Regions from separate parts of the Homo sapiens genome. Here region 2 is linked to region 1. Evidence: read pairs that join two places in POLR2A ChIA-PET (ENCODE). Cell type or tissue: A673. All regions are shown on one strand. Links, peaks and the distances in the headings refer to the core of each region. The heading gives the core; the rest is flanking DNA. Region 1 has its middle 100 kb from the start of RPS24. Region 2 overlaps LOC105378379 (a long non-coding RNA gene).

Region 1 (11,788 bases), core at 2,250-10,249:
ACTCAGAGAAGTCTTTTTAAAATGCAGATATATGTAAAGTGCTGCGGTGGCCCCCAACGATTTATGAGAGGATTAAATTTAAGCTTCTCAATAGGGCATTCAGGGTTCTTCATGACATTAACCCACCTGTCTGCAAGCCTCATCTCCCATTATGCCCACACACTCACCCACTGTATTAGTCCATCCTCACACTGCTATAAAGAACAGTCCAAGATTTGGCAATTTATAAAGGAAAGAGCTTTAATTGACTCACAGTTCTGCATGGCTGGGGAAGCCTCAGGAAACTTACAATCATGGCGGAACAGGAAGCAAACACATCCTTCTTCACATGATGGCAGGAAAGAGAAGTGCTAAGCAAAGAGGGAAAAGCCCCTTATAAAACCATCAGATCTCATGAGAACTCACTCATTATCACAAGAACAGCAGCATGGTGGTAACTGTCCCATGATTCAATTACCTCCAACTGGGTCCTTCCCATGACACGTGGGGATTATGGGAAGTACAATTCAAGATGAGATTTGGGTGGGTACACAGCCAAACCATACCATTCCACCTCTGGCGCCTCCCAAATCTCATGTCCTCACATTTCAAAACACAATCATGCCTTGCCAACAGTCCCCCAAAGTCTTAACTCATTCCAGCATTAACCCAAAAGTCCAGGAACAAAGTCTCATCTGAGACAAGGCAAGTCCCTTCTGCCTATGAGCCTGTAAAACCAAAAGCAAGTTGGTTACGTCCTAGATACAATGGCAGTATGGGCATTGGGTAAATACACTTGTTCCAAATGGGAGAAATTGGCCAAACAAAGGGGCTTCAGGCCCCATGCAAGTCTGAAATCCAGCAGGGCAGTCAAATCTTAAAGCTCTGAAATCATATCCTTTGATTCTATGTCTCATATCCAGGTCACACCAATGCAAGAGGTGGGCTCCCATGACCTTGGGCAGCTCTGCCCCTGTGGCTTTGCAGGGTATAGCCCCCCTCCCACCTGCCTTCACAAGCTGGCATTGAGTATCTGCAGCTTTTCCAGGCACATGGTGCAAGCTGTCAGTGGATCTGGGGTCTGGAGGACCCTCTTCTCACAGCTCCACTAGGCACTGCCCCGGTGGGGGCTCTGTGTGGCTGTAAGCCCACACTTCATTTCCACACACCCTAGCAGAGGTTCTTCATGAGGGTGCCCCCCTGCAGAAAACTTCTGCCTAGACATCCAGGCATTTCCATACATCCTCTGAAATCTAGGCAGAAGTTCCCAAACCTCAATTCTTGACTTCTGTGCACCCGCAGACACAACACTACATGTCAGCCACCAAGGCTTGGGGCTTGCACCCACCAAATACACACCAGCCACATCAAACCACTCCCCATAACCCAGATACATGAGGTTCTCTCAGGTCCCATGCCTTTGCACATGCCATTCACTCCATCTAAAGCCCCTCCTGCTCTCTTGCTCTTGGGGGAATCAAAGAAGGCTTTATAGAGTAAGGGACATTTGAGCTGGACCTGAGAGGACGAGTAGTTTTCTGGTGTGGTGGTCTCTCCCTTGTGCTTCAATAGCAAGTCTGTTCCTATTGCTGCCGAAGCACTGGCAGAGCTCTAGAAGCATCTGTTTACACATGTCTCTCCTTCTAGAATGTGATTCCTGGCTAGAAGGGTCCCACTCCTTCCTTCTCTCCATCCTCAGCACCCAGCACATGCTCAGTCCAGAATTGTTGCCCTATCTGTCATTCCCACAGGGATAGAAATGTATTCAACCAGAAAAGCATTAGAAGGCAAAAGCAAAGCTGATAATAAAAAAAAATAGGTGGATGAGAGGCCACATGCAAGACGGTGTTGATGAAGTTCATGTTTAACATAGGAATGTGGCAGGAGACAAAAATGTGGGGTGGGATAAAGGCTAAAGTCTTCAGGTTCAGTGTCTTATTTCCTGAGTGAAGCTTGTCCATGCTGTTTTTACAGGAAGATCCCATGCCTGCTAAATGGGTCAGTGTTATCTCACAGGCAGGTACCCACGCCCACATATATTCATGCATACCTAATAACAACAATGATCATGATGATTATGACGATAAGGGTATAGGCAGATTAGCATTTATTTTCAAGCTGAGAAGCATCATATCTATACCTGGTGCTACCAGTTCCCAAAGGAAACTGGTACTTGAGTTTTTATTTATTCACTCAGCAAACAGAGCACCTCCCATGTACCGGGACCTATGCTGGGTGCCAGGGAGACTGAGTGGATTCAGTGCAGCCCCACTGATCTCAACAAGAGAAAGCAGTTGTTGCAGTCAGGAGTCACAGGAGATTGTTTTCATCCAGAACATGTCAGAGGAGCATAAAGAAGAAAGGAGGAAATGACATTTTAGCTGAGCCCAGGAGAGATGGGATGTGGGCGGGAAGAGGAACAAGAGGGAGACCCTAGACAGAGGACGCAGCGTGACTGACAGCCCATCTAATTTTCTGCTTTATTTGGCACTGCTTTCACGGCTTGTCAATAAATATTTTCTGTTTAAAAAAAAAAAGCAAATGGCATTTAGAGCCTGGAGTGAGCTAGAAAGGTTAGAGTGATAGATGGACCACCAAAGGGAGAGTGCAGTGGGGACGTGGACAACATTTCCAGCCGGAACTGCCTTGTCCCGGGAATTTGGACTTATTCAACGTGAAAGCATGGAGGTTTTCTGAGCCTGGTGACAACCACACCTTCCTGGACACAGGGGATGAGGCCAGGGGCAGGGAGCTGGCAGTTTCTTTGAGGCTGTGAAGACTGCCACCTGTTTCCAACCTGCTTCTTGCTCCCACCCATTATTCCAAGGCTCCTTCTGAGGCACCCCTCCTGTGCAGACGCTAGCATTTGGGAGGGGAGAAGGGCCAGGAAACACCATGCTCACATAAAATCATCCCTCTTCTCACTGTTTCCCTTTGCCAAAAAAAAAAAAAAAAAAAAAAAAGGCCTTTGGTTCCTGTCCACAGTTGTGCTGCTCACACATGTTCATCCTGGCAGGGACAAAGACGCTGGGGCTTCTCTATAGAGACCCACACTGGCTGGGTTGGAGGGGCAGAGATGGCAACATCTGTCCACAGCAGAACATGGCAAAGTGCATCGCTGCAAGTGGATCCACCTGGGAAAACTCCGTACACTGTGACATGAGGCTGAGGGAGAGCAAAGCTCAGAAAACCAACCAGCAGCAGGTGAAACCCAGTCCTGAAAGAACCGGAACCCAGCCTCTGGCCATGCCCCTCGGTTGACTCACAATCCAACCGCCCCATCTAAGTGTCTGTTTTATTTGGTGCTGCTTTAATAACTTGTCAATAAATATTTTCTGTTAAAAAAAATGTGTTGGCTTTCTTACAGGAACATGTACTCTCCTGATATCAAAATAGCTAAATCTTCATGATCCAACTTTTTAACAAGCTGATAGACGTCCAAAGGGGAAATATATCCTGAAATATGCAAAAACATGATGCCCCCCACCACCAAAAAAACCCCACAGCCCACAGCAGCACACTCCAAATTCCCCAGGCCCCTTCTCCAGAGCCCTGGAAACCTCCTAACCCTTGGCAGCCAGGCGGTGGAGCCCCCCTTCTCCGCCCCAAATTCCCACCATCTGGCATTTTTGTCTGCAAAGCATAGGCCCTTCCACCCTGGGCTGCCTGCCCACCCTGTGGATGGAGCCCAGGCGCTGGTGAGGGCTGCCCGGACTTTGCCTCCCTGCCGTGGAAACAAGACACACACACAGATAACACTCTGAGCCTCCCAGTCCTGCCACAGCCAGCTGAGACAAGGCCTACCTCCCTGACCAGCTCTTTCCTAATCCCACCTTCCCCACACAGCAGCTAAATGTTAGGGAGAGAGAGAGGGAGGGAGGAAGCGCCGCAGGGGCTCCAGCAGGACTGCCGGGAGGAAGCAGGCCCTAGGGAGGGCGAGCAGGCAGGTAGCAGAGGGGCCTCATTTGCTGGACCATCTGTCAGGAGCGAAGGAAAGGCCCCCCGCTCCATAGCCCAGGCCCTCCGCCTGCACACGCACACACACACACTCACACAGACCCATGCACACATACATATGCAGCCACATGCACATGTGCACACATCCACAGAATCCCACACACATGAAGTTTCACTCCTACACATGCATTCTTTCTCTAGTGTACACACACATATGTGCAGACACATATGCACACATACACAAAACTGCACACATATAAACATGCCTCTCCAGCTATATAGTCAAATGCACACTCACAGCCATCCATACACCTATGCACAGATATACACAACCATACACACTCATACCCACATGTAGTCAAATATGCATGTGTGTACTTACACACATAATCACATAGCCCCACACTCTTACTTTCTCTCTCATGTGCACACATATACTGCCAAGCACATATACATAAACAAGTGTGCACATACTCATGCTGGAAAATACACAATACACATGCATGCACACATGAACAAATGCACGTAAGCACATATATATCTATTCCTGCCCACACTCACATGCACTCATACAACACACAGATATACCTATACACATAAATACACACACACACACAATTTATAGACATATACAAGTGCTCACATACATACACAACTGTGTGCACATACACAAACACACACCTATATATGGTCATACACACATGCACATACACACACATATTCACACAACCACATCCACACACATGCTTATACTAACACAAGCATTTATGTATATAGTCAAAAACATATGCACATGCATACATACACACCCATAACTATACATACACATACCCATGCACAAATACATGCACATACACATGTTCACATACATGTGCTCGTATATACACAAACACACACATATACTCATGCACATACTGTCATGCAATCACACACACACACACAGACACATTCACACACATTTTTTCACACACATATATACATCCATACACACATTTATACAAGTACATAGGGGCACACATATGAGCACACAAATACTCAACCACATGCATGTACACAAACACATATCTATACCCATTCTGTCTCTCTCTCTTACACACACACACACACATACACACACACACATACACACACACACACAGAGGCTCAGCCTGCTAGCCATCTTTATTTTCCCTTAAAGAAAAATCAGGCTGAGTGCAGTGGCTCACGTCTGTAATCCTAGCACTTTGGGAAGCCAAAGTGGGCAGATCACTTGAGCCTGGGAGTTCGAACATGGCGAAACCCCATCTCTACAAAAAAATACAAAAATTAGTTAGGCATGATGGCACATGCCTGTAGTCTCAGCTACTTGGGTGGCTGAGGTTGGGGGTTCTCTTAAGCCCAGGGAGGTCAAGGCTGCAATGAGCCCTAATCGCACCACTGCACTCCAGCCTGGGCGACAGAGTGAGACACTGTCTCAAAAACAAAAAAGAAAAAGGAAGAAAGAAAGCAGGGGGAGACAGGGAGGGAGGGAGGGAGGGAAAGGAGGAAAGAAAGAAAAGAAAAGAAAGAAAGGAAGGAAGGAAGGATCACATTATTAGCCACCTGTAAGCCAAGAAGAAAGACAGAAAGAAAGAGAAAGAGGAGAAAGAGGAAGGAAGGAAGGAAGGAAGGAAGGAAGGAAGGAAGGAAGGAAGGAAGGAAGGAAGGAAGGAAAGGAAGGAAGGTAGCTTACACGGTCCAGAGTAAACTACCAGCATCACTCCAGCCCATCAGGAGTATCCAGCCGCCATCTTTGGGATGAGGAGGCAGAGGCAGAGATTGCTAAGAGAATTGCACCAAGTCACATAGCTATCAAGTGGTGGATACCTCTGGCTCCATGGCCAGAGCTCTCTCCCCATTGTCATCCTGCCAAGTTCCAAGTCCTTTGCCTCTATTATCTGGGCTCCCTTCATACTCTGTACCCCTTCTTGCCACCCAGCGGTCCTCCACAGCCATGCCAGGCTGTCGCTCTTGTAAGGAGAGCACAGGGTGGCAGAGACTGGGTAAGAGTTTAACACCAGAATGAGAAGTGCTGACAGCAGCCCTTCTTCTGGGGATGCTAAAAATGGAAGGAGGAGAGGAAGGCAACTAACACATATCGATGGCTTTCTTACTTGACTTCTGTGCTAAAAACAGCACAAGAGGGAAAGCAGGTACAGACCTGCATTTCTGACTACTTCCTTTGCCTGAGGGACTGTTAGGACACTCTACTTGATTGCTATAGGGGAAATAGCAGGATGCTCCAGTACAGAGCACCGAGTTGATTCAAATCCCAGCCATACCACATCTTGCTGTGTGATCTTAGTTTCTTATCATCTTTGAGCTAAAACGGGATCATACCTTCCTTGCCAGGGAATTGTGGAGTCTGATGAAATAATGCCTGAAATGTGGTTCCCTGGTGCCTGGCTCATGCTGAGAACACAACAAGCCTTAACTATTTTAATCTTATTAACTATTATCTGTATTTCAAAGTTTTCTTTAAAAAAACATAATCCTGGAGAGAACTCTAGATTATCTCAAGGTAGATTCTATTTTGAATGAACTAAAATGGTGTCCACTGGCTGGACTCTGCTGTCAGTATTTCCTGGAGGTGCCGAACTTCCACAGTTATGTGATTATCTTCCCCAGGTGTAACCATGGAGGAGGCATAGCCCCTGCTCCCAAGGAGTTTAGATTCTCCTAGAGAAGAAAGACACATTTAGAAATAAACACAATAAAAGAAAGAAGATGAAAAATGAAGAAAACAACCCATGCCCATTTGCAGGTAAGGAAAATGGAACTCTGAGAAGCAAACTGACTTGCCCAAGGACACACAGCTAGAAAAGGGCAGAGCAGGGACTGGAGCTCAGGTCTGTCTTGATGTCAAATCTCATGCTTTTTCCACCGTGCATAAGAGCTCAGAGGACTCCCATTTTAGAGGAAATATAAACTCTAGTAGGTTGGGGTGCTGGGCTCCTCATGGCATGGTCTAAACCACTCACAACAACCCAGACTTAACGAAAATAAAAAGGCTTAGAGAACAAAGAAAGAAGATAAAATGGGAGGTCTTAAATCTCTCCTCCATAAACACACAAAATATATAAACAACCCAGGAATGACCCCCTTAGGAGATAACAACACCATCCATTTTTACAGAGGGACTTACAAGACCCAAATAAATGGGGAGGCATATCATATTTCTAGATTTGAAAAGTGACTATGGAGAAAATGTTCATTTTTCCAACTTAGCACATGACTTGAACCAATTCTAATCAAAATCCTGAGGGAATTTTCTTTAGAACTTGGAAAAATGATTCTAAGTTTCATCTGGAAGAACAAATAGATAAAATTGGGCAGAAAAATATTGAAGAAAGGAATATCGTGGTAAAGAACTAGGCATATTGGCTATGAAACTTATTTACACATCTACAAAATTTTTAAAAGTAGTGTTAGTGCAAGAGCACACAAGTCAATAAAGCAGAATGTGTAGCCAGAAACAGGTGCTAGTGTATGCAAGAACTTAATATCAAATCAAGGCTGCATCACAAACCAGTGAGCACACAATGGATGATTCAATACACAGAGATGGGGAAATTGGATACCTGAGAAAAAATCCTTTCAGAGCTTCACCTTGTAACATTACCTCAAAAAAAAAAAAAAAAAAACCCAAAACTCAAGAAAAATGAAGCTGAATACTTAGGTTCTTTCTAAACACAAACAGTGGGAGGAACCACGATGGAAAAGCTCAAGATTGAACTATGTAGAAATTTGAAACTTCTGAAAGTCAAAAGTCAACATATGACAATGGTTGAAACTAGATGATGGATAAGGCAGGGCAGGTGTCATTATACTACTCTCTGCTTTTGTGTATGTTCAAAACTGTCCATGGTTAAAAGCAAACATTTTTTAAAGTTTTAGAAATCAACATAGATCTACAAGGCAAACAACCAAAGCAAAAAATGCCTTCACCACCAACGTAGTACAGGAACCATTATCTTTCAGATGCAAAGAACTTCTGCAAATGACTCACATTCACTAAAGCATCAGCATATAAGAATGACCATTTGTTGATTATCCTCTCAGCCTCCAGTCCCCCTTCCTATTCCTCTTAGCCCTTGATTTTCACTGAAGTACCCATAAGGTTCTAGGGAGGCTGACTCCATCCCTTATACCTGCGCTGGAGGAGATCATGTGACCTGGCTCTGCCAGTCAGTGCATCAAATTCCCTGGCCACTGCGATTGGCTTAGGAAGAGGCACGTGACCAAGTGAATCCAAACAATGAATTTCAGGGCTTCTGGCGGGGATTCAGCGACAAAGAAACTCTTTCTTTCATGTTGGGCTTTAATGTAGTCCCAGGAGATTCTGGGAGAACCTTGGCACATGGGAGTGGGAAGAAGCCCCCTGAGAATGACGCCAACGCCAGGAAGCAGAGCCAAAGAGTCAAGAGCGAAAGAAGGCTCTGTGACATTTTTTGAAACCTGGATCAAATTCCACTTAAAGCTAGACCCACTTCGGTATAAATACATTCGACTAAAAAAAAAAAAATCCCTTTTTTGAGGGGTTTCTGTGACTTGCAACCAAAAGCAACCAAACTAAAATAAGCTAAATGAGCCTAAATGTGTACAGATCCGCAAGCATGCCTGCCCAGCAAGGAGCAGATTTTGTACGATCCCCACAGGTGGGCAAGGAAGCTCCCCTTTCTCAGAGGGAAGTCTCGCCTGCTCTCTGGTTTCTGCTGTGACTCGTCTCCAGGCCCCTCGCAGCCCCCTTCTCTCTCCCTCCATCCAAGGGAATAGACTCAGACAACAATTGGGCTGGAATTACCTGGAATTACCACAGAAAGATAGGTTTCCCTCGGTAACATGCCTCGCTCAGCCCAGGAAAGCAGGGAGACACCTGGGGGCAGGTGCTTGTGGGTTATTCAAGACCCAGAATCTCCCATTTGAAACTTCCTCCTCCTGTCCTGAGATTGGAAAGCCGATAAGGAAGCCTTCCAGCAGAATGCAGCTTCTGTGGGGGTAGTCAGCACTGAATGGGGGTGGTCGGGAGAGGAGGCGGATGTCACCTGCCATCCAACTGTGACCTCTTCAACTTTACAAGGCTAAATTGAACTCTTCTTCAGACACCCAGAGAGGACCAAACTCTTGGTGACAACTTTTGGACAAACTTGATGACCAATATATCCATCCACAGCAGTGGCCCTCTCTTTGTAGACCCGGAGTGCTCATCCCTACAAGCAGGGCCCCTCTGGGTATCTCAGCCCCTGAAGTGGCTTAATAGTGTGATATTGGGGCCAGTGGGGCTATAGATCCTCTCCGTAGCGTGGGGAGGCCCGGCGATCTGAGCTGCCCACTGTATGTGGCCTATCTAGAGGACCTAGAATGCTCAATGCCCCCAACTGAAATTCCAGATCTTTGGACTCTGCACAAAAATGAATTTTGCTAAGTTTGCTTCCAGGAATCCTGCTTTTACAAGCTAGCTTGTTTCCATAATCACTTGTGTCTGTTTTTAAATTATTTCCTTTCCTAGTTTTTATTATTTGCATTCTTTCTAATTACATTTTAAGAATATTTGGTAAAGAATGAATGTAACACATATAAGTTAAAATAAATAATATTAAAATGACTGCCCCTCAACTCTGCAGCCAACTTAAAAGCTAGAACATCACCAGTAACTTGCATCTACCTACCCCATCCCCAGACTTTCCCCCACCCAAAGTAGCCAAATCTTGAATTTTATGCACATCATTCCTTTATGTTTTGTACATAATGTTTTCTCATATAAATGAATTATAAAATTGGACTCATACTACATGTAGCCTTCTGTAGGCATACTTATTTTACTCAATATTATGTTTCTAAGATGCAGCCATATTGTTCTGGATAGCTGAGATTCATTCATTTTATTTGCTGTATAATATTCCTTGGTGTAAATGTATCCTAATTTTACATATCCATTGGCCTGCCTACAGACATTGGAGTTGTTTGCATTGTTGAGGTTTCTGTACTGTACTCACATGCTACTATAAACATTTTTGTACACATCTCATGGTGTCCATATGCAAGAGGCTCTCTGGACTGTACACCTACAAGTAACATGGCTGGGTCAATGGATATTCAAATGTTGAATTTCACAAGGTAGTATCCAAAGCATTCTCACATTCTCTCTTTATCTGCCTGCAATATTGTTTCCCATTATCACTCCCCAACCAATAAAAGCATTGATTATAAATCCCTGCCCATACCTATGGCTCATAGTGCATCACTGTGTAGAGTATACCTCCCTGCCACGTGACTTGTGTTAGTTGGTGGAACATGAGCAGATGTGACAAGTACTTTATCTAAGCCAAAACTTAAGGAGCTGCCACAAAGTTCTGCCTCTGTTCTTTTTTCCTCTGCCATGAGAACATCATGTCCTCGAGAGCCATTCTACCAGGCTGGATCCTAGGATGAACATACCTGGAACACTGTTGCAGCCAACATAAATGACAAAAGAGAGGAGTGAGAAATAAATTTTTATTGTCATAAGCCATTTAATTGTTTGTTACTGCATCATAATATAGCAAAAGCTGCCAGATACAAGACAATCAACAAATATTTACTGAGCATCTCCTACACATCAGATATTGTGCTAGGTTCTGTAAAAGCATGAATTCTTTGAGAAAGACAAAACCCATGACCCTACAAAGTTCACACTCCAAATAAACAGCAGATCCCAAAGGCCCTAGAGACTTTCTAGGATAACTCCCAGAGACAAACTCATCAGTTAGGAGCCTTTCTGTTAAAAATGACATACTTGATAAAGAAACATGAGAATTGATTGATTCTCATAAGCAGGGATAGATCCCAGAGCAAACAATATTATCAGGGCCCATTCTCTCCATCTCCCAGTTCTGTTTCCTCTATGTTTGTCTCTATTCTCAGACAACCATTCCTTTTATGGTGGCAAACTGGCTACTCCTTTGTAATTCAAAATCCTGGGCCTGACTCCGAGAGCCAAACTGAGTCACAAGCCCATCCCTGAACCAATCAATGTCCAGGGAGATGGGATATACTGATGGTTCAGTCCTGGGTCATGTGTCGTCCCCAGAGCTGATGATAGTGTCATCCTACCCAAAACTCATGGGCCAAGAATAGGGTAGGGGTAGATGCCCTGTGGAAAAATCGGGGCACTCTTGCCAGAAGGGAAAGTGGATGCTGGACAAGTGAACCACACATTTCCATGCAGCAAGCTCATTCCCCCTTTCTAGTGGTATAGTGGAACTGGCTTATATTGTCCTGTGAAAGACACATTTCTTCCAAACTCCACATTCAGTGATATCACATTGGTAGCATGAAACCAGCCACTGTGGGAATGTTTACACCATGGAAATAGGGAAGCGCTACAAATCAGGACTTGAATTTTCCCAGAGAACTGGTTGTTACACACTTATCAGCATACCACAGCCCCCAACACCAAGTGTCCTGTTGGTTATATTTCCAGCTCTGCCCCATGATGCAGTGTCACTTGGACCAGTCCTTTGCTCTCTCTGGGCTTGATTTTTTTCAACTGCAAAGTGGGGAAGTTGGGCTCACTTCTTCTGAAGTTGTATTCAGCCTCTGACAGTTTGTGAGTCTATGAGGCCCTGGAAGGGATGTGTGTGTGTGCATGCACGCTTGTGTGCATATGCACACGCATGGATGTGAGTTTAAATTTGCTTTCCCTGCATCAGAAATCATAAATGCAGGCATTGGCTATAAACTCCAATACAATTTGGTGAGCTATACCTCTTCACTTGGGCTATTAAATCATTTTCCCTCCAAAGGTACACATGTTGTGGCATAAGGAGCAAACTGTTGGCAGATGGTGGAGAAA
Region 2 (11,788 bases), core at 2,255-10,254, 500 kb before region 1:
AGAGTCTTCCTGGGTGTGATGGTTAATTTTATGTGTCAACTTAGTTGGATCGAGATATGTGGTCACATATTATTCTGGATGTTCCTGTGAGGGTGTTTCGGATCATATTTACATTTAAACTGGTGGATTTTGAGTAAAACAGACCACCCTCCATAATGTGGGTGGGCCTTATCCAATCAGTTGAAGGCCTGGGTAGAATGGAAGACTGATCTCCAGGGAGAACTATACCAGCAGAGGCCTTGGTTCTTCCTCTACAACATTGCCTCTTCCTTCCTCCCCAGCAGACTGCCTGTGGACTCAAACTGTCAACCTTTCCTGAGTCTCCTGCCTACTGACCTCCCCGATCAGATTTTGGACTCAGAATCACATTAGCCAATTCCCTAAAATAAATCTGGTTCTATATACCCACACGTGCTATTGCTTCTCTTTTTCTGAAGTGCTCTGACTAATGCACTGGGTAAAGACCCCTCCTCTTTGTCTTGGCTCCCTTTATTGGGCTGTGGCTCTTAGGAAGAGCAGGTCTGCAAGGCTGGCCAGCCCCATATTCATGGCACTGTTCACAAAAGGATGGTTTTCTTGCTCAACGGTAGTCATGGGATCCTGGTGTCAACAAAGTCACTGGTGTGTGCTGAGACTTACCCCCACGCTGGTCATCTCACTTAAATTATGTCACTGACAGTGAGTGGACCATTCATTTTCCAGGTGGAGGGACAGGCTTAAGAAACAAATGGCATAAGAAAGATTGTGGGCAACAAAGCTGCCTTGTCCTGCTCCCTGTCTGATGATCTACATGCCACACCAGCCACCATGATGCATTTGGGTGATGCTATTGTCTCCTGAAACATCCACAGAGGGGAGTCCTGGGTATGGTGGGCCAGAAACCTTGCCACAGAGGACAGTGCAGATAGTTGAAGGGACTGGAGCTATTTGGCTTAAAGAAGACAGGTATAGAACAGTGGGTAATGTTTTCACCAATAGGCTCTTTACAGGATTGGGATTTGGTTTATGGGTTGCAGGAGGCAGATATGGGCGCAGTGGGTAGAAGCCATAGGAAGGAGATTTCACATCATGATAAGCTGTTTTGGGCAGGTCATGAGCTTCCTTTGATAGGAGGAATGTAAGAGAGACAGTTTGCAGAAAAAAAATCCAGCCTGAATTAGACAAGATTATCTTTCACTTCCTTTCCAGCCCTGGATTCTGTGACTTCACAGATATAGCCTGGGTACAGAAGAAGCTACCCCTCCCTGACCAAGTTGGATAATGAATAATTAAACAGCCACTATGGAAAGGAATGCAATTACCCAAGCTGTTGCTAAGGCAAGAGGGCCATCTTGGGCCAGGCAGTCACCGGGTTCCTGGTTCTAGGCCACTGGGACACGGGATGCCCACTTGCCCACAGGTGCTTCTGTAAACAAGGCTCCGCTTGGCTTGTGGGCCAAATGGCCTGTGCCTTATGATCCGTGGGCCTCCAGGCACCCAGAGTATGCACACATTTACAGTGCTGCCATGCTCCAGCCAAGTGGCCAAGTAATTGATGACAAGGCCCTGAATGTCAGGAATTAAACTGAGAAAACTTCTCCCTGAAACTGGTTTGAGCTCATTGCAGCTTAACTCTCAAGCGCCAGCAGGTCCTAAGAGGATCCTTCTCCATCAGTTCAGGGGCGAGAGGCTCTGAGACAAGGTATACAATTGACCTGAGAGGGCCCAGCCTGGCTCCCACTTCCCAGGGACTGGAGGGCTCCTACATAAATGGCTCAATCCCTGCTGCCTGCTTTGGAGATGATTTCCAACTGTTTCCCACTCCTAGGAACACTGGTAGATAAGAGTGGTTAGAAAGTGTAGACTTTTCTTTCTTCCAAATGCCTTGGACACCTGGGAATCTGAAATTTCAGGAGGGCAGAGGACTGGTGTAGTGACAGCATGTGTGAGAATGCCTTCGGTTTGTTGTCTGGGGCCAGCTCAGGATCGATGTGATTGATGTTCTGTGGCAGTCCAAAGAGCTCTCACTGCACGGGACATCAGCAGTGTCCAGGGAGAGGGCAGGGACAGCCCTTTGCTGTTCTGCTCTGATGGATGCACCTGTGCTATTTTGTTTTTCTCCGGGCTTGTGAAGCAGGAGAAAGATGGAGCCGACCCAGTTTGGTGGAGCTGCAGGAATGGCCCAGGGCTGAGCTTTGTAACAGGGGTGAGAGATGGCCAGCGACAAGGGGATGTTTAGCACTAACAGTAAATATATGGGAGAATGTGAGAGCACTTTTCACACCTCTGAACAGCTGTCAGGAAGAAAAGAGGAGTATTCAATTCTGTGTGGCCCTGGGGGCCAAAAAGCAGAAGTTAAGAGAGAGTGAGTTGACTTCTTATGAAGAAGTTCAGCAGTTATATTTCCAAATGTGCAGCTGCCTCAGGAAACAGTGAGCTCCTCACACTTGCAGGCATGCGAAGTGTGGCCAACAGACAGAATTACATGTTAGATTGGTGATGTGGGGGAGGTATTGCCAAGATCAACACTAAAGCTCATCTGGATGTGAGGGGCTGGATTATAAATACCTTTCTAGGTGTCCATTTCAGTGAGCTACTGCCACAAAAAGGCTGAGTAACAAACCATCAGATATTCTCAGCCATGTATGACAAAGAACTGATTTGGTTCATGTGTCTGCAGGTTGGCTGGGGCAGCTGGTCCAGGCTGGATTGGCTAAGAGTAGCTCTGTATCATATGATCCTCATCCTCCTCCTGGGACCAGTCAATAAGCCTGGGTTTATTTGTCTCATTGTGATGGCAGAGGAGCAAGAATGCAAGCAGAAGAGTGCACGGCCTCTGGTGACACCATCGCCTCTGCCCACTGCCCAAAGCAAGTCCCATGGCTGAACGCAAAGAGACAAGGAAGCCTGACCCACTCATGGACACAGGGAAGGGCAAAAAAATTAGGTCCAATACTGTGGTCTACCACATGGCTATTATGTCAGTTTTGTTGCACACACATCCACAAAATAGGTTTGCAAAGACAGGAGTAAGTGGGAAGCTTCCAAGCAAACAACATTGTTTCAAAAGCAGGCTCATAAAGAAACCAGTGCTCTCTGTAGAATGCATAAGTTTTGGTTGTGTTAATCTTTGCTGGGCACAGCATCAGCACTTTGGCTTTTATGCTGTACCTAAAAATTTATAACTTACCTGGGAAATGACTGAGGCATCATTCAGCCCAAATATTGTCTTATTTCACAGTCTGAAAATCCAGGGCCCAGAAAGGAGAAATGGCTTGCCCAAGCTTACCCTGCCTAGATCCAGCTCTCAACTCAATGTTCCTTCTCTTCCCCTGCAGTGCCAGAGGTCAGCTGGGCTTGCTACACCTCTGAGACAAAGTACAGGAACTAAAGGTGAATGGAAATCAAATGTAAATGAAGCTTAGGATGACTACATATTTGGTTGTTATGAGAATTTGAGAAGATGACAAATTTGTAATACCTGGCATATAGTAGCTATGCAATGCCCGATGGATAGTGCCAATATTAATCAATAAAGTACAGTGGCTGGTCAGAGGCAGGAAAGGTGGCATGGTAGGGGGAGCAGGAACTAACACTGGCTTTGGGAAGACTTTCTCCAGGAGCCAGGACAGGAGGGTATGGTTTGTAGGTGGCCTGTGGGGTCACGTGGCTTTCTCTGCCCTCTTTGAGACTGGCTCTGATTGTGTGCATTGGCTGGAAACAATGTGGTCCTAAACAAGATGAGGTAGATTTTGTCTGAGTGGAAGGACTGATGAGCTGAGTGCCAGTGCAGCCTGACCCAACAAGCAGGCGGTAGGAAGGGCCTTGCCCACAGCACCACTCACATTTGCTACCTCCCTAGAGAGGGCAGAATCCCCACCGGCCACATCCCAAGAAGTGGCTTCTGTGAAACTATTAGTTACATGTTTTCTAGGCCTTGCCAGTGATTCTCCAGCACATCTCATGTCCTGAGTGTTATGCAAGTTGGGGTGAGACTGTGGAGCGTGCCCTCAGGACACCCACAGTCTGCCAGGGCACAGAAAACTGCCCAGTCCTGAGGTCAAACCCATGGCTCCTGGGTTGCAAGGACACAGAAAAGCAATTTGTTTGTTCAATTTCACAATTTCCTAAGTTCTTTCAAAGCAGAGATCATGTTTTTTTCCCCAGCACCTAGCAGGGTGTCCAGCACACAAAAGCTCTCTATAAATGTTGGTCAAATGAATGGGCATTGGATTGGTCTGAGAGGTTACTAAAGTCTTTATGGAGGAGACGAAACGTGACCCGGGCTGTAATGGATGAGACTGAACTCCTCAATGGTCAATTACTTTGGATATATACATGCTTTCCCTGCACTCAGTGCTTCTGCCAAAACTACCATGCATGGACTTAGAGACAACCTTATTCTTTATCGTGGTATTCCACACAGTTGCTTCTGGTCAAGGAACTCATCTCACAGCGAGTGAAGTACAGACATGAGCACTCACTTGCAGAATTCACTGGTCTTGCCATGTTTCTGCCATTTTGAAGCAGCTGGCTTGATATTAGGTTGGTGCAAAAGTAATTGCGGTTATTGCCAAAAAGTAATTGAGGTTTTTGCCATTAAAAGTAATGGCAAAATTACTCTAAATCAGCATCCAATACATGGTGCTGTTTCTTCCATTGCCGAGATTCATGGGTCCAGGGATCAAGGAGTAGAAATGGGAGTACTAGGAAATGGGACTATAATGGGAGTAAGGGGTGCTACCCCAACTCCTTGATCTCCAGATCCTCTAAGAGATTCTCCTTGATCCTTAGTGATTCTCTAGCATAGTCTTTGCTTTCTATCTCTGCCCCTTTATACTCTGTTGACCTAGAAGTCTTAGTTCCAGAGGGAGAAATGCTTCCATCAGGAGTCATAACAATGATCCCATTGAACTGGAAGTTAAGATGGTCTCTCAGCTACCTTGGGCTCCTCATGCCTCTGAATCAACAGGCAGAAGGGGAGTTACAGGGCTGGCTGGGTGATGGGCCCTGACTGCCAAGGGGCAACTGGGTTGCTACCACACAGTAGGGGTTAGGAAGAGTATGTCTGGAACACAGGAGATCCCTTGGGACGTCTCTTAGTATTACCATGTCCTGGAATCAAAGTCAATGGAAAACTACGACACTCAATTCAGACAGGACTGCTAACAGCCCAGATCCTTCAGGAATAAATATTTGGGTCACTTCACCAGGCAAAGAACCATGACTAGCTGGGGTGCTTGCTGAGGACAAAGGAAATGGGTGATGGAAGAAGTTATAAAGAGCAGCTAAGATCATGTAACCGGTTGCAGAAGTGGGGACTATAATTATGAGTATTCTTCCTTATTTTGTCATAAATATATCTTTGTGTGTTTATATACATGTATTAATTAAATGATTTTGTTTTCTTCTCTCTTATCCTCTTATCATTACACGTATATATTAATAGTAGTTAGGTTTATGTCATAGTATTTAAGTTACAGGATATCACGAGAGAAGAGTGGGCATCACCCAAGTACATCACATTCTCTTCTGCAGAAGGGTTAGCACGTTTTCAGTTGTATGCAGGACAGTTGTGTTATGTTGGATGGGAGTATGACTTTGTTATTATCTTTACTGGGAGATTAAGCCTGGGTTCAGGATATGCGTTTAGATTCCAAGTTGACAAGGAGTATATTGTTTTATGTGATGGTCAGTTTTGTGTGCCAGCTTGGCTAGGTTACTGTCCTCAGTTATTCAATCAAATACTAATCTAGGTGCTGCTATGAAAGCCTTCGTAGATGTGATTAAAGTCCATAGTCAGTTGACTTTAAGTAAGGGAGATTATGCTAGGCAGTCTGGGTGGGCCTGGTTCAATCAGTTTAAAGACCTTAAGAAGAGAGCTAAGTCTTCCCAGAAGAAGAAGAAATTATGTCTCTGGCTAATCCAATTCTGGAGGTTGGCTAGACAACTCTAAAATCTGTAGTCCAGAGACAGAATTCCTGGATAGCCTGTCCTACAGATTTTAGAGTTGTCTAGCCAACCTCCAGAATTGGATTAGCCATTTCTTTGCAATAAATGTTTTAATATGTCTCTCCTACTGATTTTCTTTCTCTGGTTGAACCCTACTGATACAGAATACATGGAGCTCAGCCAGTGTAAGGTGCTGGGGAGAAAGGCATGAGATATTATGGAGTGGGTCACAGAGACCAAAAAATGCAGACAAATGAAGGACACTCTGTCCAGTTAGGCCAGGACAGTCAGTACCTAACAGTAGGTAATAGTTGGACAGAGCAGTGTAATGCTTTAGGATTAGAATGCCAGGCTGGGGGGTTAAAGCTCAATGTCGTGGGTGGTGGAAGCCATTAAAGCCTTTCACACTGGTATGGACTGATAAAAATCTAGACCTCAGAAAGATTCATCTGGCTCTTTAGCCATGATGGGCTGGAGCTGAGAAAAACTGAAAGCAGGGAGGAGCCCTTTCATTGGCTGTGTTCTAGAAGGAGCATTAAATGGCACATGCAGGAGTTTAACTGAGACTCACTCACAAGAAGCAACTTTGTGCATCTCTAATGAAGGGAGGTGGAGGCAAAGATGTAGGATGATGGCAGCACATTGACTCAAGAATGGAGATGGGACAATGTGGGGAGATTGAAACTTCACATGGTAGATTAGATGTTTGCTCTCAAGTCTTCCTCGCTTCTGTGTATAAGAACACATATCCATGCTCTTTGTCATGAGACTTCTGCAGTTCCTACTAGAGATGGAGTCTATTCCTCTGATCCATATCATTGGGATGACTTTATTTGACCAACAGAGTGTAGGTAGAAGTGATAACATGCTAGTTCTGAGCCAAGGCTTCAAAAGGCTTCAAATTTCCACTCATTATTGTGTGCTTCCTTGATTTGCAATAAGAGACTTCTAGGCTCTAGCTTGAGTTACAGATTGAACACATGTTAAGCCACTTGCATTCCAATCCTCATCCTGGAGCCAACCTCAGCCAACCAGCATTCCAAAGGAGGCCTGTCCAGCCAAGTCCAGCCTGGGTCACCCAATTCTCTGTTAATCTGCAGACCCATGAACATGAGGTTATATCCTTGCTATTGTAAGCCCCTGAGTTCCAGGGTGGTTTGTTACATAGCACTGTTGTGGCCATTACTGACTAATGCATCCTGTCCTTTGTATTAAGAGAGTGTGGCTGCCTCCACCAACATGGTGCATTCTCCCATAGTGATGGTGGTCTGTGATGACTCAAGAACTCCTGGATCCATGGGAAGAATCCATTCAGCTGTGGACCAGAGTTAGGGGTGAGGTTTGAGAAGCCGAAGGGGAGTAGAAAGAACACTGTACTGGGAATCAGGAGACCCAAGTTGCAGACTCAGACCTGCCATGAATACTCTAAGTGACCTTTGGCTGATAACTTTCCCTCTCTGGGCCTCCGTTCCATAACCTATGAAACATGGCAGTCACACTAAATGCCTCCTGGTTTAACTGCCTCCCCAGTTCAGATATTAGAAGCTCGAGTTTATTGAGTGACTATATTAGGTATTACAGTGTTTCACATCAGAATTCCTTTCCTATAGCTGATAAAAATGTTTAACCTCACTTTCAAACTCTCAAACATTGGTTGTGGTCATCCAGAGCTGCCTTGAGAAAGAGACCAAGTCTGTGTCCAAGCTTGGCAAGAACGAGTGGCGTGGTTGATGGCCCCAGGGGTTAGGGAGTGGGGGCCCTGTGATTTGGCCCCCTGAGGTAACTGCTGTCCACCGGGACAGGTGCGTGCAGTGTATGTGACTGTCATGCTTGTGGGTTGCCTGTTTAACAGCTATCCCTGTGTAGCTGAGGCAGATACCCTTGGCTGTTCCTGGCACTGAGAGCTTTCTGCCCAGTTTCAGCACACCTGACACCCAGGAGCAGATTCTCTGCTATCTTACAGTAATCACGAAAGCAAGAAAAATGTGGTTTCCTTGGACTTCTCAGAAGGTACCTGGGAAGCAGGCTGTGTGCATTGCTCACTTCAAGTCCCTTGCAGCTTCCCATGGAAGCCCTTGTAATATGATTACCACTCTGTTTCCCTGAGACCTACAGCTGTGATGGGTTGTGTGAGCACCCACAGTCCTCTCAAAGGCTCAGGAGAGCAGCACAGCCCTGTCCTGGAGACACTCAGTCCCAGCTCCAGATCTGCAGCTCCTTGTGTGGTCTTGGGAGGTAAGAGCCAGGAGGATGGACATGGGCTCTGGGGTCTGTTATGGCTGCTCCAAAATGTTCAGTTTCTGTGGAAAAGAAGTTCAGATAGTAGAAGTCTTAGAATTAGGGGCTGAGGCAAGCCTAGAGTCTTTGAGTTATGAGTGACAGAAAAGCTAAGCCAAACTGATTTAATAAAACCAAAAACATTTTGGTTCATATAGCTAAAAATAACAAGGATAGGATTTGGCTGCAGGTTTGGCTGGATCCAGGGTTCAGACACCACCACTTAATAGTAACACATCCAACACTCCCTTCATATCTTGACTGTTTTCCCAAGTAGTGGCTCTGCTCTCAGGTAAAATTCCTCCATATGGTGGCTGCTGGCAGGTCCAGAACTCCTTATCTTCTAAAACAAAGACCAGGAGGGAGAGACCTTTATATTTCTCCCTTTTTGTGTAGTAAAAGTTCCAGGGTGGTATTTTGTTGGATTGTGTAGGTCCTCTGTCCATCCTAAACCAATCACTGTGACCAGGAATGAGACTCAATCCCTAAGCCAGGGTTGACCCATTTCATTGCTAAACACGTGGACAGAGAATGGGAAAAGGGTTATGAAAAAACAAGGGCATGGCTGCTGGAAAGATAACAACTGCAGATATCCATGCCACGAGACAAGGTCTGTGTTTCTTAGCTGACAGCTGACCCAGCCAGGAGACATTCCTGAGGCTAGGAAAAGCAACAAACAAAAAACACCCAGTCACTCATTATCTGGTGCAAAAACACCAGCCAACATGTATCTGGGTGTTTCCTATGTGTTCAGCACAGTCCTAGGTAACTTTTAGAATTAAAAAAAGAAAAGTGGCAAATTGCAACACCCCAGTCTTTAGGGACATGCAATGTAGCTGAGGAGAGAAAAATGAATACCAAACAGTGAATGAAATTGACTGATTGAGGTCGAAAGTGTTTGGGTCACACCAGTGCTCTGGAAAATGTGGAACTGAGAAATAGAGGGGATTATTGTACCTGAACAGTGAAGACAAGAGCCCCAGTGGAGAGACTGGGTTTGAATGGACACAAGGAGAAAGGTAGAGTTCCGGGCATGGGGCTGGAGGCTGGGAGGTGTCAGGATGACTCACTCAGGGGAATCTGGATGCAAAGGGAGCAGGCTAAGCAGATGGGGAAAAGGCAGGGCAGCCAGCATAGGGCCAGAGTCTGAAGAACCCAGACAGACTCCAAGTAAATTAGATTTACTCTGGCAGCAGCAGGGAGCCATGAATGGCTTCAGAGCAGGTGCAGGACACAGCTCTCACCACCAGCTCTGCAAGTTGGCCTGGCACAGCTCAACTTGTGTCCCCAAGGACTCAAGAGTGCCCACATTAAAAGTGTGCATGTTAAAATATCAGATAAAAGGGATAAATACAACGTATATTGCATGATCCCAATTTGGTGGAAAAACATACATGAAGGCGTGACGCTGCCAACCAGTGCACAGTGAGTACTTGTATTTACTGAACACTCCTGGCGCTCACTGCAGAGCACCCTCAGTTAATTAGTTCTCGCCCTATGACTGAGTATTATCTTCCCTATTCACAGCTCCAGGACTAAGTTTTATATGGTACAGGTGAATGGCAGAGGTGGGGTGTGACTCCAGGTGTGTCCAAATCCACGGTAGCCCCTGTGCTGAAATGTTAACCATGATTACGACTCTATGGGTGGATTACAAGAGGTTTCCATTTTCCATTTAAAACTTTTCAGCCAGGCGCGGTGGCTCACGCCTGTAATCCCAGCTCTTTGGGAGGCCGAGGCAGGCAGATCATGCGGTCAGGAGTTCCAGGCCAGCCTGGCCAACGTGGTGAAACCCCGTCTCTACTAAAAATAGAAAAAATTATCCGGGCATGGTGGTGCGCACCTGTAATCCCAGCTACTTGAGAGGCTGAGGCAGGCGAATCGCTTGAACCTAGGAGGCAGAGGTTGCGGTGAGCAGAGATCACACCATTGCAACTCCAGCCTGGGTGACAGAGCAAGACTTAGTCTCAAAAAAAAAAAAAAAAACTTTTCAATAGCTTGAAAATCATCTACTGTGAATATATGTCACTTTTGCCAGTATAAAACAAATATATGTTTAAAAAAAATTCCTCTAGCCTCCGTGCTGTGGGACCTTAGGCTTCCAGAGAAATTACCTATCACAACTAGCATTTAATTCCCCCAGCACTTTCTTTGTAACAAAGCTAGCTCACAAAATGGTAGAAAGAGGCTTTACTCTCAGACTTGCAGTCACTAAGATTGTCACAGCATGTATGCCATTTTTTGCCATTTCCTTTCATTGTAAAATTAATTTTAATTGCATAAATAAAATCAAGATAACTGCTCCTTACAAAATATTATAGATAAGACTAAAGTATTATTTGACCACTGCTCCTCCCATCCAATGGTCACCTGGGAGACAACTAGAAGTATTGATTGGGGTGTGTCCTTCTAGACATTTTCCTAGTATTTACATATATAAATATGTATCCAGAAAAAAAAATACAGACCTATTGCAAGTGTGCTTAACACGATTGCATTTTATTTTATGTATCATTCTGCAACTTGCTTTTTTCATTCACCAGGATGCTACACCCTGTCCTGTGAAGCTATGAAGAACCAAGAAATGTCACGCAAACATTACACACAGGGTGGTTTCCAGGAAGGAGAAGGCCCTCCAACCAAGCACTGTCTGGCCATGCCTGAGCTTTTGTGCAGCCTCTTCAGGCTGGAACAGTGTCTGCGCCAGGCCCAGACATGGTGTGCACTCAGCAGGTGGAAGTTGTTATCCCTGGCCACCATCAGGGAGCTGAAGTCTTTAGTGACTTGAGGAGGGAGTCATGGACACCTGCGTGAAGACCACAGCTCCATCACTTCTTCTCAAACAAGCTCAGTTTGGTATAGAAACATATAAATGGAGCTGAAGAGAGGCCCTTCAATATTCGCTTCATCCAGGGAGTCAGGAGACATACGAGTGGAAGTGAGGTGGCGGGTACCAGCAGATTTGGCCTTTTCTGAAAGAACTGTGCAGGCATGGGAAAGAGTCCTAGCAGATGCAATAATAAATTAATAAAGAGGAGGAAATGGGACCGCATTTAATTTATTTCATTGCATAAGCATGGGGGTCTCCCATGAATCAGATGAATCAGAGAATTGCAGGGGGAGCTCCAAGGGGACAGACACTAACTTCTCATGAGTCCAGGTGGGCAGGGATGTCAACTGGACTTCATCTGATGTAGAAAAAGATACAGATGAATCATCTTGTGTTCTCAGTGTCATGGTCGCTTTCACAATCCCTTTTCATGGTCTCTGGAAAAGAGGCTGCAACAGCCAAAGGATAGAAGGAGAACCCATGGAGGTGAAGCCTGGGCAGAGGGAGGCCCAGAGCTGCCTCCCAAGCTGAGGCAAGAAGAGGCCCAGGGACTTCATGGAAGAAGGCCCCCTCCCTGAGACGCAGGTCCTGCACTTGCATGACCCCCAGAGTGAATGTTGATTTAATGTTTGCACCCTCAGATGGGACCTCCCTTGCACCATCCAAGTCCTTGGACAGAACCCACTCATGACAGGAAGTATGATCAAGTGCAGAAGGGGCTGGCCTAGGGCTCAAACACATCCAGGTTCA

The links. Peaks named below come from ENCODE experiments on the same cell type or tissue, not always from the same donor. Only the 100,000 strongest peaks of a DNase experiment are listed, where the experiment ranks them.
Region 2: POLR2A ChIA-PET joins it to region 1 with 5 read pairs; 2 of 35 experiments call an interaction of 5 or more read pairs at or near these places.

The regions. Positions count from the first base shown.
Region 1 is chr10:78,131,491-78,143,278 of GRCh38, reverse strand. No RefSeq gene overlaps it. Among named protein-coding and RNA genes, the nearest start is that of RPS24, 100 kb to the right of the region's middle. In A673, for the core only: no CTCF peak of the experiment used is centred there; DNase peaks (open chromatin) are centred at 5,378 and 5,688; H3K27ac peaks cover 2,561 bases.
Region 2 is chr10:78,632,090-78,643,877 of GRCh38, reverse strand. LOC105378379 (a long non-coding RNA gene) reads left to right here. Exons shown (of 5, transcript XR_946100.2): 5 at 10,752-11,358. Among named protein-coding and RNA genes, the nearest start is that of LINC00595, 370 kb to the right of the region's middle. In A673, for the core only: no CTCF peak of the experiment used is centred there; no DNase peak of the experiment used is centred there.